Regions from separate parts of the Homo sapiens genome. Here region 2 is linked to region 1. Evidence: chromatin contacts called from ENCODE Hi-C data. All regions are on one chromosome and are shown on one strand. Each heading gives the region's core, a stretch centred on a gene start or an enhancer-like site at or near the end of the contact. The rest is flanking DNA. Distances are from core to core; before and after follow the strand shown.

Region 1 (7,079 bases), core at 1,838-4,337:
AAAGAGTCCATAAAGAACACCTTTCCCTTTGAGTTTCCCTAGCGTGTGATTGTGCCATTTGCTCTGCTGAAGTCAGTAAGCACAGGAAGGAGTGCGTTCTGCTCAGTGACAAGTGGTAGGCTGATCTTGGTGACATCCTCTACAAGGCCCCACTCAGCCCTTTGCTTTCAGCCCATCACCTATTCCTCTTTCTCACTGTCTGTCTGGAAGAGCTCAGCCCTGTCTGTTACTGATTTCCTTGCCTAGCCCTCCCTATGAGGTGGCCACATCCACACCGCAGACAAAGGCTGGCATACAGTAGATGCTCAGAAATATCTGTTGAACTATACAATTTTGGAAAACAACTCCCCACAGTTGCATCTCTTGGGGCCCTTATCAGTCAGGGAAGTGTGGGTGGCAATATGCACAGAATCTGATCAGGTCCTAGGCCCCGCCTGCCCCCCCAGGCTCTGTGCCCCTCCCCACAGTTGACACAAGTGATCGGCAGTCCTGGCCCATTTAGATTGCAGGCCCTGGGTCACAGCGTGAAGCTCCTCCCTCTGGCAGAAGTCTGACCTTTACTCTGTGTCTCATCCTGACAGCTCTAACCAGGCTTAACCCTCCACTTCATTTCTGGAAACTGGTCCCTGTTGGGTTTCTGAGTAGATGTCTGGGGGCCTTCCAAGGATCTGAGGTTGTCCAGGCCTAGGGTCACCTGGGCCTTTTTCCTAGAACAGCAAGTTGCATCTTGGCCTGGAGGTGGCACGTCACCTCCTTCTCATTGTTTTTCTGGATGTTGAGGAGCTCTCTTACTCTTCACCATCCACCTGCTTCGGGCTTCCTGTTGCCATCTGTGCTCAGCATCTGAGACACTGGGTCACTCCGGGCTTCTTTTGCTCCATGTCCCCACCATACTTCCTCTTGCTGCCTCTGCCAGGTGCTTGGAGTATGTGTCACCTGTGAGGTGGACTTCTCCTTAGGGATTTCAATGGGGTCTGGCTCACAGTGCCTAGTCTAGTTTTCAGCTCTGGCCCCTCCTGGGCAGCCCTTCCCATGGTGGTGTCCAGAGCAAGGAGGGGCTCCCCAGATTTTGGGAGAGACTCTCTAATACCCACACCCAAGGTGCAAGAAGAGATTCATTCATTCAGTGCACCCTTTGTTTACTGAGCACTGACTCCACCCTGCTAGGCACTGCCCTAGATGCTGGGGGTGATAAATCAGACAAAGGCCCAGCGCTTGCTAAGATCACATGCTAGGGAGGAGACCAATGGCAAACACATGAGCAAAATATATGCGGAATAGGATATGTTATTTATGTTTTTTATTCCATTTATATATAATGTATATACATATTTATAAGTTTACATAAATACAAATTTTATGCATTCATATAAACATGTCTATAAATATAACACATTACATGTAAACATTTCTTTATAAACTTACATTTAAATATAAACACACACATATATACACACATACACATATACACACACACATATATATATACACATACACACATACACACACACATACAGTGACAAATGCTCAGAAGAAAATTAGGACAAGGCAGCAGTCAGGAGCTTGAGTGAGAGCTGCTTTTATTTTGTGTTTTAAGACAGGATCTCACTCCATTGTCCAGCCTGCTCCCCACTCGCCGCCCCGCCCCGTAGCTGGGATTACAGGTGTGTGCCACCATGCTCCGCTAATTTTTTTATTTTGTAGAAAGTTCTCCCAGGTTGCACAGGCTGGTCTCCGACTCCTGAGCTCAACTGCTCCTCCGGCCTTGGCTTCCCTGAGTGCTGAGGTTACAGGTGTAAGCCACTGTGCTCCGCAGGGTGCTTTTAGACAGAGAGGCCAGGAAAGGCTCCTTGGGGAGACCACGGGATGAAAAGGAGGAGGAAGAGCACTGTGGAGCAGCATCCCAGCCAGAGGCCCTGAGCCGGGAAAGCGCTCCACTCATGGGAGGCTGGGCTGCAGGGAAGTGAGCCCCAGGGCCACCTGGGGACTTAGGAAACCTTCTAGGTGGGAGCAGGGAGCACCCAAGATCTGCCAGCCACGAGTAAGGACTCACATTTTGCATATAGACTGGTCTGCCCCCCCTTCAGTTAATGAGAAAGCAGGGGATCAGAGGGAGGAAGGCTGCGCAGGCCTCTGGATACCTCATCCAATGACAAGATCGCAAGGGGAGCGTCACCCCCAACGCTATCAGGCTCGCCCGATCTGGCCTCTTGTTGGTCTTTTATTCGAGTCATTGAAACCATATGAAACTGCCACTTTTATAGGTCAGCCCATCATACCAACCAAGATCTTAGAGAGTGGAGGTGAAGTTGGGCAGATAAGGGACCTCTGGCTGACTTGCTCTGGGCCCCGGCGTGGCCGGCAGGACCTGCATATCTGCCCGCCAGCCCGCACTGGAGTGGCAGGGTTGTGCCACAGTAGCGCCCAGTGAATCAGGTTGGCAAACTTAAGCGAGCATTCACCTAGAGCGAGTGAGTTGTTAGCAAAGCGAGGCCGCGCTCCAGCCCGCACTGTTTCTGATTCCGTGGGACCTGGTGGGCCCCAGAAATCTGCATTTCTAACAAGTTCCCAGGTGTTCCTGACGCTCCCGGTCGGGACTCCCACTTTGCGACCCTACGCACTAGACATTTGCTGCACGGATAAAGGTCAGAGAGCGGTGCCGGACACTCACTTCTCACCCTCCAACGTCAGTCCTCCCGGGCTGGTCCGCCCACCTCGCCCTCGCACGGCCTCCAGGCTCCAGGTGGTTCCCCTCCCCCAACTCCGCCAGGAGGCGCCGGCCCCGGGATCCCCCACTCCGCCCAGAGAGGGTCGCGCTCCCCCCAGGGGTGGAGGAGCACGGGGAGAAGCCCTCTGCCGCACCCGCGGGTGTCGGTGCAGGGCCCAGGTGCCGGAGGATTCCTTCCCCGGACGCTCGCCGCGGGCCGGGTCGGGACTCTGAGCAGGCGGGGCGGGGCGGGGCGGGGGCGGCGCTCCGGTGGGCGCGGCAGAGCAGCCGGGGCGGGGGCGCGGCGCACCTTGCTCCCGGCGCCCCCGCCCCGCGCCGCCGCCAGCCCCTCCCTGCGCTCCCGGCGCCCCCGCCCGCTAGAGACGATTCCAGCCCCTTCCGTCCGCCGCGCTCCGCCGCTGTCCTCCGCCGGCCCGCGTGGGAGGACGATGGGTCAGCGCGGAAAAAGTGAATGAGGGCGGCAGCGGTGGCGGCGGTAGCCAGCGCCTGACTCGGCGGGCCCGGAGCACCGCCCGCGTCCCGGCCCCCGGCACCATGGACGCGCCGCGCGCCTCGGCGGCCAAGCCCCCGACCGGGTAAGCGGCCCCGCGGTCGGGCGGGGTGGAGAGGGGGCTTCCCTGGGCTCGGACGCCCGCGTCCGCACCGCGCGCTCCCGGGCAGGGCGCCCTCTCTGCCGCCCCAGCGGGTGCTGGTGGTAGTGGTGGAGCAGGTGGTGCGGTGCTGGTGTTGGGTGCTGGTGTTGGGTGGTGGTGCGTGCTGTGTACTTTGGGCACCCGGGTCGTTGCCCAGGTAACCGTGTCGGGCCGGGGCCGGAGCGCACTTTTCGCGCGGGGTGGTTTGTATGCAGGCGTCCTTATGGGGGTCCCCGCCAGCACAGCCCCCACTCAGCTCCGAGCTTTCCTCAGGCCCCCCAAGTGTTTGCCGTAGGGGTGGAGCGGGGAGCGAGGGGACGCCCGGCCTTTGACTCCGGCCTCTTCCCTGCGGGCTTGCCCCTGGCCGGTTCCCATCAAGTCTTCCCTCTCCCGGCCTCGGCGGCAGCCCCAGGATCGGCTCTCCCGGCAGCGTGGAGGGGAGGGCTCCCCGGCTTCGCAGCCGCCCGGGCCCCGCGTTCTCGGAAGGTGTTCGGATTGCCCGGAGGGTTTCATGGCAGCAGCTCTCCCTCCCTGCCTTTATTCCAGGGTCTCCCCTGGCAGTGGAAGGGGCGTCCTAGTGGGGCCAGGCCTGAGGCGCAGACATCCGTAGCGGACCCGCGAGTCTGGCGGCCCATCCCTGTCTTCGCGATTCCGCTTTTGCCCAAACCTCTCCCGGTTTCTGTTTGCTATCCCCACACCTTGCGTGCAGGGATTACACGTCACATTCAGGATTTGACTCTCAGAAAGAGTAATTTCCCTCAAACAGGACGAGCAGCCCTGCTCATTATTCAGACCCCGAGCCAGGTGCGCCGTGCTCATCCCGGCCAGCGGTGCAGGCTGGGCCGCGGGGTAGCGCGCAGTCCCGGTGGACTTTGTAGTTTTCAGCGCGGCGCGCCGGGGACCTTCGAACTCGCTCGCTCGCCTGGAGCAAATGTGTATGAGTCTTGCAAATGGAATGAGGGTTGGGGTGAGCCCTGCACCTGCTTACTGAATGGGCCCACTTTCTGCTATGGCAACTGGACTTGAAGGAGGCAGCTTTGGGGACAACAAATCTTTTTTTCTGTTACAGTTGTGTCCCACTGACTCACCCTGCCCATGTGCCCATAGGCGGGCGTGTTGCCCAAGTGTGTAAAAGACTTTCAGTCGGGCTCTTTTTAAAATTTTAAAGTTTTCCTTTAATGCCAGGAAAAGGTGAGCCAGGTTAGCAAATCAAATAATCCTGAAGCTGAGGAATGTTAAAAAGAAGTTTTCTTTCTCTCTCTCTTTTTTTTTTTTTGCAGTGCACTTACTGGTGGTTATATAATTCTCTTTGAACAAACAAATTCCCCAGAAAGAAAGTAAATGTGGGAAATCCTTTTTCATGGTAATAGGCATCCCAAAATAACAGGGAAATGTGAAACAGAGGTATCTTTAAATCTGTGGCTTTCATAGCCTATTAAATGAGCCTATTTAAGGACACTGAATTATTTTGTCACTATCACCTTATAAATAAATATGAAGACAGAGAGAACATTTAAAAGGCCGGCAAAACTGTATCCAAAGAGTATCTGTAAGATCCTTGAAGGGAGTCTAATGATAGAAGTGAAAGGACTTACCCTAAGAGCGTGGCACTCTTTTCAGCCTGGTACTGTGTGGCAAGAGGTAGTCGAGGGCTGGCCTTCTCAGGGCTTCCCAGAGCTCTGATTGGCTTTCATATTTGAATTGCAAAGTAAAACTAAGGATTTTTGCTATGGAAAACATGAAATTATTCCTGATGCATTCAGTTCTTTCCCTCACTCATATCCAGTGTCTAATTTACTTGTCCGAACATCTTTGTCCAAGAAATGTAGACATATTATTTTTAACTTCTATTGTTCTCACTTTGTCATTTGTTAATACTTTCAGTGAAGAAGCATCAAGAAAATGTTAATATCCTTATATTTTTTCAGACAAGAATTACGTGTTTAATAAGCAATTTTGTGTTCAAATCTGAGGAGATAAATGGTGTTAGGTCTTCGAATATTTTATATAATTTAGGTGTATGCTTGCTAATTATAAAGGTTAGATATTGCTGTGAAATTTGTGGCTTTAGTACATTATTGGTGGCAGGCAGATTCTGTTGGCTCTTCACTGAGATTACTCCTCTGTTCCCTGAGATTAAGGCAGTGTTTGCAGTGTGCTTGAGGGAAATTTGTTTTCCATCTGATTCTGCAACCGTTTATTATAAAATCAAACTTTCAGTAAGCCTCTGTCTTCCCACATGATAACAAACTGATGTGGTGAAGCTGTTGCTGTTGCTGAAACTACCACTCCTCCTTGTGTTGTATAGAAACAAGCTAGACTGGGTGCAGTGAATTAACGAGATTTCACCCTGTGGCCTACAAACGCTCTTCTAGAAGATTACTGAAGGGAGATAGGTTGGTGAATGTAAACTCACTGACTCTGTGTCTGGCTAAATTATTAACAGGTAGTTATTAGTTATCTTTGTGAAAAACACAAATATACGTTTTTACTTGGATTGAAATTGTATGTTTTTTACTAGGAATTTCATTAAAACAGTGATGTATGACTTCCTTGACTCCTGGGGAAAGTGTTCTTTTAGGAAAGAGGCTGTGTGCAAAAACTAACAAGTCAGACTTGATGTGACTTTTAGGGAGTTTTAGAGCTCAGTTGAAGTATAAGAATTGACAGAATACTCAGAACACAAGTAAAGGCAAATTGCCTTTTGGTGAGGTTTTGAAGTATATTTAACTCTCTACTTTATCTGTTTACTTTGCGTTTGTCTGAATATTTATAGGAGCCATCCCAGTAGTCGGCTGTTACAGAACACAGGGCTAAATTTCCCATTGGACCCTCTGTTAATAAAGGACAGAAGAAGGCTTGCTGTTTGGCAGGACCATGCTTAATTTTTTTTTTCCTATGGAGGAAAGACATGTTTCTGTAGAATACAGTAATCTCCAATGACATGAAATGTCAAAACAGCTGGTGCATTTGATCAATGGCTGTATTCAAGCAGTTTGCTCATGTAAAAATCAGTGGAAGTTTTGCTAATCAGTTTCGTCAAAATGTGGACTTCATGTACACATAGCTGTTATTCATTTCTTTGCATAAATTTATATTTATTTAATCAAGTTATTAGAACCAAAAGAAATTTTAAAAAATTAATCGAAGTGGGTAACTTGAGCTACTCTAGTCCTGTCGGTGCCGCACATAGTATTAAGTGTAGAAGGCCTGTGACTCTTGGTAGTGACATGGGGCAGCCACAGTGACATTTTGTATGAAACCCTCATAAGCATGCAGATATTAAGAAAATATTAACTCTACACCATAATAGGAAGCTTAGGTTTCTAGGCCTTTGGCTTTTGGCTAACATGTTAGAGAAAGTGTTTACATTCTTTCAAATGAGAGCATGTATAATGAACTGTTACATAAAACTTTTCCCGTTAGATTTGAGCATTATTTTTAAAAGATATTACTTCTGAGCTACTCTTTATTTTGGCAATTCATTTAAGAAAGTAAAAGTTAAGAATTGCTTGATGTAATGTGGAGAGTAGGCCTAGGAATTTTAATGTTTTGTAATTAAAATATTTACTAATAAATTAGAAGAGTTGGACATTTCTGTGTTGCAATATCACATAGTCTCAGAGCATTTTTATTATTTCTCAGTGGTTCTATAAAGGGGATAGAACTGAAGTATGATTAAAATTTGTTACAAAGGTATTTGTTAAGTGTTGCATCTC
Region 2 (7,079 bases), core at 2,415-4,914, 650 kb after region 1:
TGTGAGGTTTGCTCCCCTCTCCTTGAAGGTAGGAGGCTGCAGACAGGGCCGCGTGGCCTCAGGAAGGGTGGAGGAGGCTGTGTGTCCAGGAGTGCCCTGGAGGTGTGGGCCAGAAGTTACTCTACAGAGGGGAGGTGCCAGACACTTGACATTCGCTTTGACTTTGAACTTGATTTCTCTGCTGTTCACAGTTGCTTCTGATTCGTCATACTGTGTGTGTGTTGCATAGTTGTGTGACAAGTGGGTTGTGCATTTTTCGGAGGAGGGAACAGATGCCCCTGGAGATGTGCCAGGAAAGTAGAGGTGGTGTGTGGATTCAGCGTGTGTTTCCAAGGTGTGTTTCTAATGTGGACACAGGCTTTGCGAGGACAGATACATGAAGCTATAATTTCCAGTTAATTCAGTGTCAACAACCTTTTTATATAAGTAACCATCCATTGCATAATTCAGATGAGAACACACAGCCTTTTCTTGTATTTTCATTTGATTAGATTAATGCTCATTTCAAGGACATTGAAAAACACTTGGTTCTCATGAAAATGCTCATATTCAGAAAACTTTCACACATCAGGTATTCACTGATCAAACGGATGAGGTATTTGGAGCTGATGCCATGTCAGGCACTGAATGCTGCCTGAGATGAGCACGCACCCAGGACAACAAAACTTCGGCACCCCGCCCCCCGCCCCCGATGCCTAATGAAGAAGAGAATTGATACCCAATACCCTTTGGGTCTGAGAATGACAACTTGTAATTTTTTTAAAGTTTTCGTTTTAGTAAAATACATGTAACATAAAATTTACCATATTAACTGTTTTTTTCAGGGTACAGTTCGGTAGTATTAATGCACACTCACAATGGTTGTACAATCTCCAGAACTTTCTCATCTTATGAAACTGAAACTCTGTCCCCAATAAACAGCGATTCCCCATTGCCCTCCCCTTAGTCCCCTGGCAGCCACCCTTCTATTTTCTATGGGTTTGAATACACTACCTACCTCACTGGGTGAAATCACACAGTGTCTCTGGTTTTGTGACTGGTGTGTTTGACTCTGCATAATGTCTTCAGGGTTCATCCGTGTCGTAGCCTGTGTCAGAATGTGCTTCCTTTTTCATGGCTGAGTAGTGTTCCATGGTATGGATATGCCACATATTGTTCATCCATTCATCCATCTGCAGACCCTTGGGATGCCTCTACTTTTTGGCTTTTGTGAAGGATGCCACTGTGAACGTGGGCATGCCAGTGACTCCTAGAAGCCCTGTGTCCTGCTTTCTGGGTGTATCACCACAGTGGTAAGGCTGGGTCATGTGGGGAATGGCAGCTTTTAACAGGCACTTATCCCTGCCTTCCAGGCGCCTTCAGGAGGAAGACCAGCAGTTTAGAACCTCATCTCTGCCGGCCATCCCCAATCCTTTTCCTGAACTCTGTGGCCCTGGGAGCCCCCCTGTGCTCACGCCGGGTTCTTTACCTCCGAGCCAGGCCGCCGCAAAGCAGGTGAGTGTGCCCCTGGCTGGAGCCCAGGCTGAGGGATATGCCAGATTATTGGGATCTGCACAGATGTGCCAGATTATTACTTTGGGAAGAAGGGCGGGAAGTCCTGGGATCTTCTCTCTCAGTTCTTTTCTTGTTGTCACAGTACTTGTTGTCCTATGAGGCCGATACAGTTTGGATGTTGTCCCCTCCAAATCCCATGTGGAATTGTAATCCCCAATTTTGGAGGCAGGGCCTGGTGGGAGGTGATTGGATCTTAGGGGTAGATTCCTCATGGCTTGGTGCTGTCCTCACAATAGTAAGTTCTCACGAGATCTGGTTGTTTAAAAGTGCGTGTCATCTCCTCCCCTTGCTCCCACTCCTGCTGTGCGAGACGCCAGTTCCTGCTTTGCCTTCTGGCATGATTGTAAGCTCCTAAGTCCTCATCAGAAGCCGAGCACATGCCCGCACCATGATTCTTGTACAGGCTGCAGAACCATGAACCAATTAAACCTCTTTTCATTATTGATCAAAACTCTGTTTTATCTTTATATTTTAGAAAAAGTCTCATAAAAAATGGCAAATAATAACAATGATTTGATGTTTAAAGATGAATCTTAGTTCTTTGAAAAAGTTTCACCACTGGCTCAATAATAGGTGTGAAAATGCTGGGCTCACCCGGGCACCTGGATGTCAGTACACAGGAGTTGAAGAGTTTCTGTCTTGTAGTCCTGACTTTGAATATGATCTGCCGAAAGCAGAAGAGTTTCCATTGGACCCGCAGGGCAATAACCTCCTTTTTGAACTTGTAGTTTCTACTTAAAGTAGATCCATGAAGTAGATAGGACACAACCATTGTCCCCATATGAGGAAACTGAGGCACAGAGCATTTCAGTAATGTGTCCAAGGTCAAACAGCCAACAAGTCAGCTTAGCAGAGAAACTGGCAGAGAAAGGGGTTGAAAGTTCCTCCCCACCGGTTGGCAGGGCTGTGAGCCAGGATGGGCTGCAGCCTCTGGAGGAAGACCCCTAGGGGTGGAGGTGATCATTAGAACAACTGCGCCATCTGATGTTTATGGAGTGAGGGATTTCTGTGTGCCAGGCCTTGTCGTAAGTGGTGGATATGTTTATTTTTTGTTTATTTATATGTTCATTTACTCCTCATGCCATCCCGTATGAATTAAGTACGCATGTTCCCTCTGTTCCACAGTTGAGGGAAGGGAGGCCCCTGTAAGCAGCTGAGCTGAGTGTGGCTGAGACCTGATGGTGCGGCTGAGTGTGACCCGGCCTCAGAATCGGAGCCTGTGATTGCAGCCACTGTGCTGATTGGCTTCCCGGGACTTTGACTTTCCTTCTGCTAAATGCATATTTAGAAGTCATTTTGCCCTTCTACTTGAATCATCTCTTCTCCCTACTTGCTCTCACTTCCCTACCTTTGCTGTTCTCAAGCAAGACAGGCCAGCCATCCCTTTCTCTGCAAATCTGCCTGTCCTGTGCCATGCAAGGTCTGTCCTCTTGAGAGAGAGACCTTTTTCCAATACCCGCTGGCTCCCAAGTGTGGGTCCCGTTCTGACCTCAGGCCCCCGGAGCAGGCTGCATTATGGCACTATCAAAACTTAGAAGGTGAGGTAAGTGTCCCTCATCTGGGAGCCAGCACTGGCTGGGCTTGTGCACTTTGTCACATGTCTAAAGTGCATCTGGGATGTCTACCTCGCTGGTGACCTTCTGCTTCAAATAAGGATCCAGACAAGCTGTCTGTGGGTTTTGTCACTGAGGTTGTTTACAGAGCTACCCATTCTAAAATAAGACCATGAAAATATTATCTGGCTCTCTCAGCCTTTGGCAAGAAAATTGGCCTCCACCCCCAGGGATTGTCCAAATTTGTAAGCAGAACAAGGAAACCGGGGAATTTTGCCTGCTGGTGTTTTTCTTGGGATCAGAGCTTGTTCCCCATGAGAACGTGGCATTGGTGTCTGTGTCACTCGTGTCCTCAAGCCCACAGAAACGACCAGGAAGGATGTTTCTCACTCAGAACTAGAACTACTTGTAGAAAGTCCTTGTTCTTTGTTCTTTTTTTTTTTTTCCCGACTTGCTTGAAGGGATATTTCTTTATCTGTACTTGGTGTTGACTTCTGATCTCATGAAAAGTGTGTTTTCTCAGTGCAGTCGGTAGCAAGTGCTGGACAACCTCCAGCCACTTCCCAGGGCTTTGGATCTAGGATCACGGTGGGGGATGGTGCTGGGCAAAGAGCTTTGGCTCCATTCCTTGCCCCTTGCTTGAGGAAAAGAGAAATCTGATGTTCTTCTTCCCTTCATTCAAGTCAGAGGAAGTAATGCTGAGACCAAGGTCTAGTCAAGGATTCTGAAGTAGTAGAAAAATTGACAAAGTGGACCCGATACATAAAGTGGCTTTGCTCACAGGGAAGAACTCAGTTAACGTAGGAAAAGAAGAAAGCATAACGAAATCTATGGAAGGTAATGGGATAGTGAGGTGATTGGAAACTTCCTCATTCATGTCATTATGTTCACTATTAAATAGCAGATTCATGAAGAAGGCAACGGGAGGAAAAAGTAGAGATATTTAAACTTCCATGAGAAAGGAAAAATCATTCTTGCCCAAGCTTTGTAGGCAAAGCCTTCTGAAATTCCCACACAGGCATTAGTACCTTTCTTCTGCCTCTCTCCTTTTTTTTTTTTTTTTTTTGAGACAGAGTCTCGCTCTGTCGCCCAGGCTGCTGGAGTGCAGTGGCGCAATCTCGGCTCACTGCAAGCTCTGCCTCCTGGGTTCACGCCAGTCTCCTGCCTCAGCCTCCTGAGTAGCTGGGACTACAGGCGCCCGCCACCACGCCCGGCTAATTTTTTGTATTTTTAGTAGAGACGGGGTTTCACCGTGTTAGCCAGGATGGTCTCGATCTCCTGTCCTTGTGATCCGCCCACCTCGGCCTCCCAAAGTGCTGGGATTACAGATGTGAGCCACTGCGCCTGGCCCTGCCTCTCTCCTTTTTAAGTGACTCCTTGGTAGCTCCGTAATGTGATAAGAGATCAGATGCTGGTGTCCAGAGACCCCAGGTCTGAGAGCAAGCAACTACCATGATGTGGACCTGGCGCTCCTCACAGCATGCTGAGCCCCCTGGCCCGCGTGCTGGGACAGGGTGGGAGAGTGGCAGTGGTCTCACTGCAGCATTTGTGGGCCCTCACGGATCTGAGTTCCACCTGCAGCTCTGGTGTGTCTCCTTTCTAGACATGTAAGATACAAGCTCAGTGCCCTGTAAAGGCTACGGGCCAATGGGACTTGATGAAAGGAAGGAGGGGAGGGAAAATTCTGCATGGGAGTAGTCATGGGTAGAGAAGAGCCCTCAGCCTCCTATTCAACAGCACGCGATTCCTCCAATGCCGCCTCCCTCTGAGCTCTCTGCCTTCGCTCACCTTGAGCCCCTACAACGGGCCGGGTGTTTTGCCAGACCCTGAGACCAAGAGGTTGACCGCAAAGTGGGCCCTGCTCTCGTGAGCTTAGCACGATGGTGACAGAGTGAAGAGCTATCTGAGAGGAAGCAGGATGGAGTAGTTGGTAGTCTAAGACGTGGCAGGCATGTGCCAAAAGAGAGCAGCCATTATTCTATCTAGAAGGACAGGGAGGTCTTCCCCAGCTGCCTTGCGTCCTCTCCCTGGGGATCCCAGAGCATGCAGCAGCCCCAGGCAGGCTTACCAAGTTCTTCCACGATGACTGCACCCTGGCTTCGTGACCCTGCATTGGCCAGGTTCTTCCTGAGTGCTGTGCTGAGTTTGCTAAGGGTACCCATGGGGCTTGCCTGAGTCATCTGGGTTGGCGGGAATAGCTGAGTTTCAAACCTGTGATCCTCCAGCTGTGGGGGAGACGTACACCGGCGCAAAGGGGGCTACTTCTGATCGGAGATCCACGTGCTGGGATGTCACCGTCTGACAGCCCACTCATTCCTTCCTGCCTGGCTGTCCTTCACCTGCCCTGGATTCAACTTCCTCACCCTGCCCAGGCTCTGCTTCCTCTTCTGGGTCTGGGGTCCTGCCCAGGTGCTTCTACAGAAGCAGTGCAGGGTCGGTCTCACCTCCCTGGTCCCACCCAGGCTCGTTGCTACCCCCACGTGGGGTGGCACCCGCCCTGCAGCTGCTCAGCATTTGGCCAGGGGGAGCCCTGAGAGCAGTTTGTCCAACGTGTTATGGGTTCCAAACCTGGGCCGGTCAGACCCTTGGTGGAAGCATGGAAATCTGGAGCCAGTAAACCCAGGCACTTCCACGCACCTCTGCCACTGGCTCATGGGCCCTCACTGGTGTTTGGGTGCTCATAAATAGTGTGAGATGTTTTGGAGTTGTCTTTCTAGACTTCTTGGGCTTTCTGTTTTATTTTGTTGTTGATGATGAATTTTAAAACAGCAATGTTTTGGCTTGTTAATATTTAAGCCAGAGTCTATTGGTCTTGCGTTTACCTGAGGTTGTACTCTATGGCTTCACCATTAAAGTGAGAGAGCACACAGACCTATTCCCTCACGGAAGGCAAAAACTGATGTTAGAGCAGACATCCCCCTTTGCTCTGGGAGAGTGCATAGAGGAACCGTGATGTATGGTTTTACATAGTGTCTGTTAGAGGTGACAGCAGTCCTCCTTGTCAGCAGTGAGTGACTTTCATTGGAAGGTATAGCTTCTGTGGAGATGATTCCATCATTTATTAAATGGCATTTAATTTTATTCAGTGGTTTGATTTATTTAAGTTTAATAATACCTCGTCATTGACTTACCAAAAATACAAATACATAAGAATTTCTTTCTGAGTGTTTAATTTCTTTCCTCTAAAAGGTGGTGAAATTAAATTAGTCATTGTTCAGGAAACTGGATATTTGTGGTAAAAATCAACAGGGTATTTTTAACTGCTTTGTGACTCATTTGAAAAGACAGGCTGTTGTGGTAAGGGTGATTGATATAGCAAAGACTTGTGAGCCCTGAGGCCAAGCACCATGCTCCGGCCGGAGAGGCTGGGCTCACGGTCTAGTTGGTGCCACTGGGTCTCTGTGGTGAGGCTGCCTTTGATCTTGGTGCCCTGGCAGACACTGGCTGCAGTGGTCCTCCTTTGCGTCAGACCCTCCGGGGCCTTCTGAGTTGAGGAAGCGCCATGCAGTGTGCCTGGAGCTGGCCTCGGGTGTCGGGAGGGAGGGGCACCACAGAAGGATGTGCTCCGAGACCTGGGACTTGGGCCAGGTGCCAGACAATCCTGGGTAAATACCAGAGCTGTCCCCCCTGCCCCCACAGACACACTGCAGAGGACCCTGGCAGGTGGGCTGGCCCCCCGCCACGGCCTGGTGACTGTCTCCCTCTGCTGTACTTCTTTAAGGTCCTGGGAGAGGAGAGAAAGGTGAGTGGGGTGCCATTTTCTTCCTGCAGGTGCTGGGTGAAGTTCAGAAGGCTCTGAGAGGCTGAGGGGAGCCATGTGTATAGGTACATTTGACTGTTCAGGCTGGTGGGTACGATACCCTGTAGGGGGGCTGTCCCAAAGGCCTTCTCGGTTCCTGCATTCTGATCCTGGCTGTTTGCTGTGTGAGGAGGGTGTCAGCTCAGCGACATCAGAAGTCAGGGCAGAAGTAG

Evidence for each region. A loop is a pair of places that touch in the nucleus more often than their neighbours do.
Region 2: a loop to region 1 is called in a map of esophagus muscularis mucosa, with 3 times the contacts of the local background. The contact joins the enhancer-like site here to the promoter of COBL in region 1. A Hi-C loop is called at or near these places in 1 of 168 maps with a recorded cell type or tissue (esophagus muscularis mucosa).

What each region holds. Positions count from the first base shown.
Region 1 is chr7:51,312,817-51,319,895 of GRCh38, reverse strand. It overlaps COBL (cordon-bleu WH2 repeat protein), which reads left to right and starts at 3,087. Exons shown (of 13, transcript NM_015198.5): 1 at 3,087-3,303. The coding sequence starts at 3,263. It overlaps LOC124901633 (a long non-coding RNA gene), which reads right to left and starts at 2,912. Exons shown (of 2, transcript XR_007060324.1): 1 at 2,672-2,912; 2 at 1,564-1,849. RefSeq lists enhancers at 1,643-2,235, 2,236-2,829.
Region 2 is chr7:50,664,137-50,671,215 of GRCh38, reverse strand. GRB10 (growth factor receptor bound protein 10) reads left to right here. Exons shown (of 19, transcript NM_001350814.2): 7 at 1,353-1,494. Among named protein-coding and RNA genes, the nearest start is that of DDC, 100 kb to the right of the region's middle. RefSeq lists enhancers at 975-1,474, 1,475-1,976. Within about 2 kb of position 3,664, at least 19 of the 41 ENCODE cell types and tissues checked have a DNase peak (open chromatin) inside an H3K27ac peak, as active enhancers do.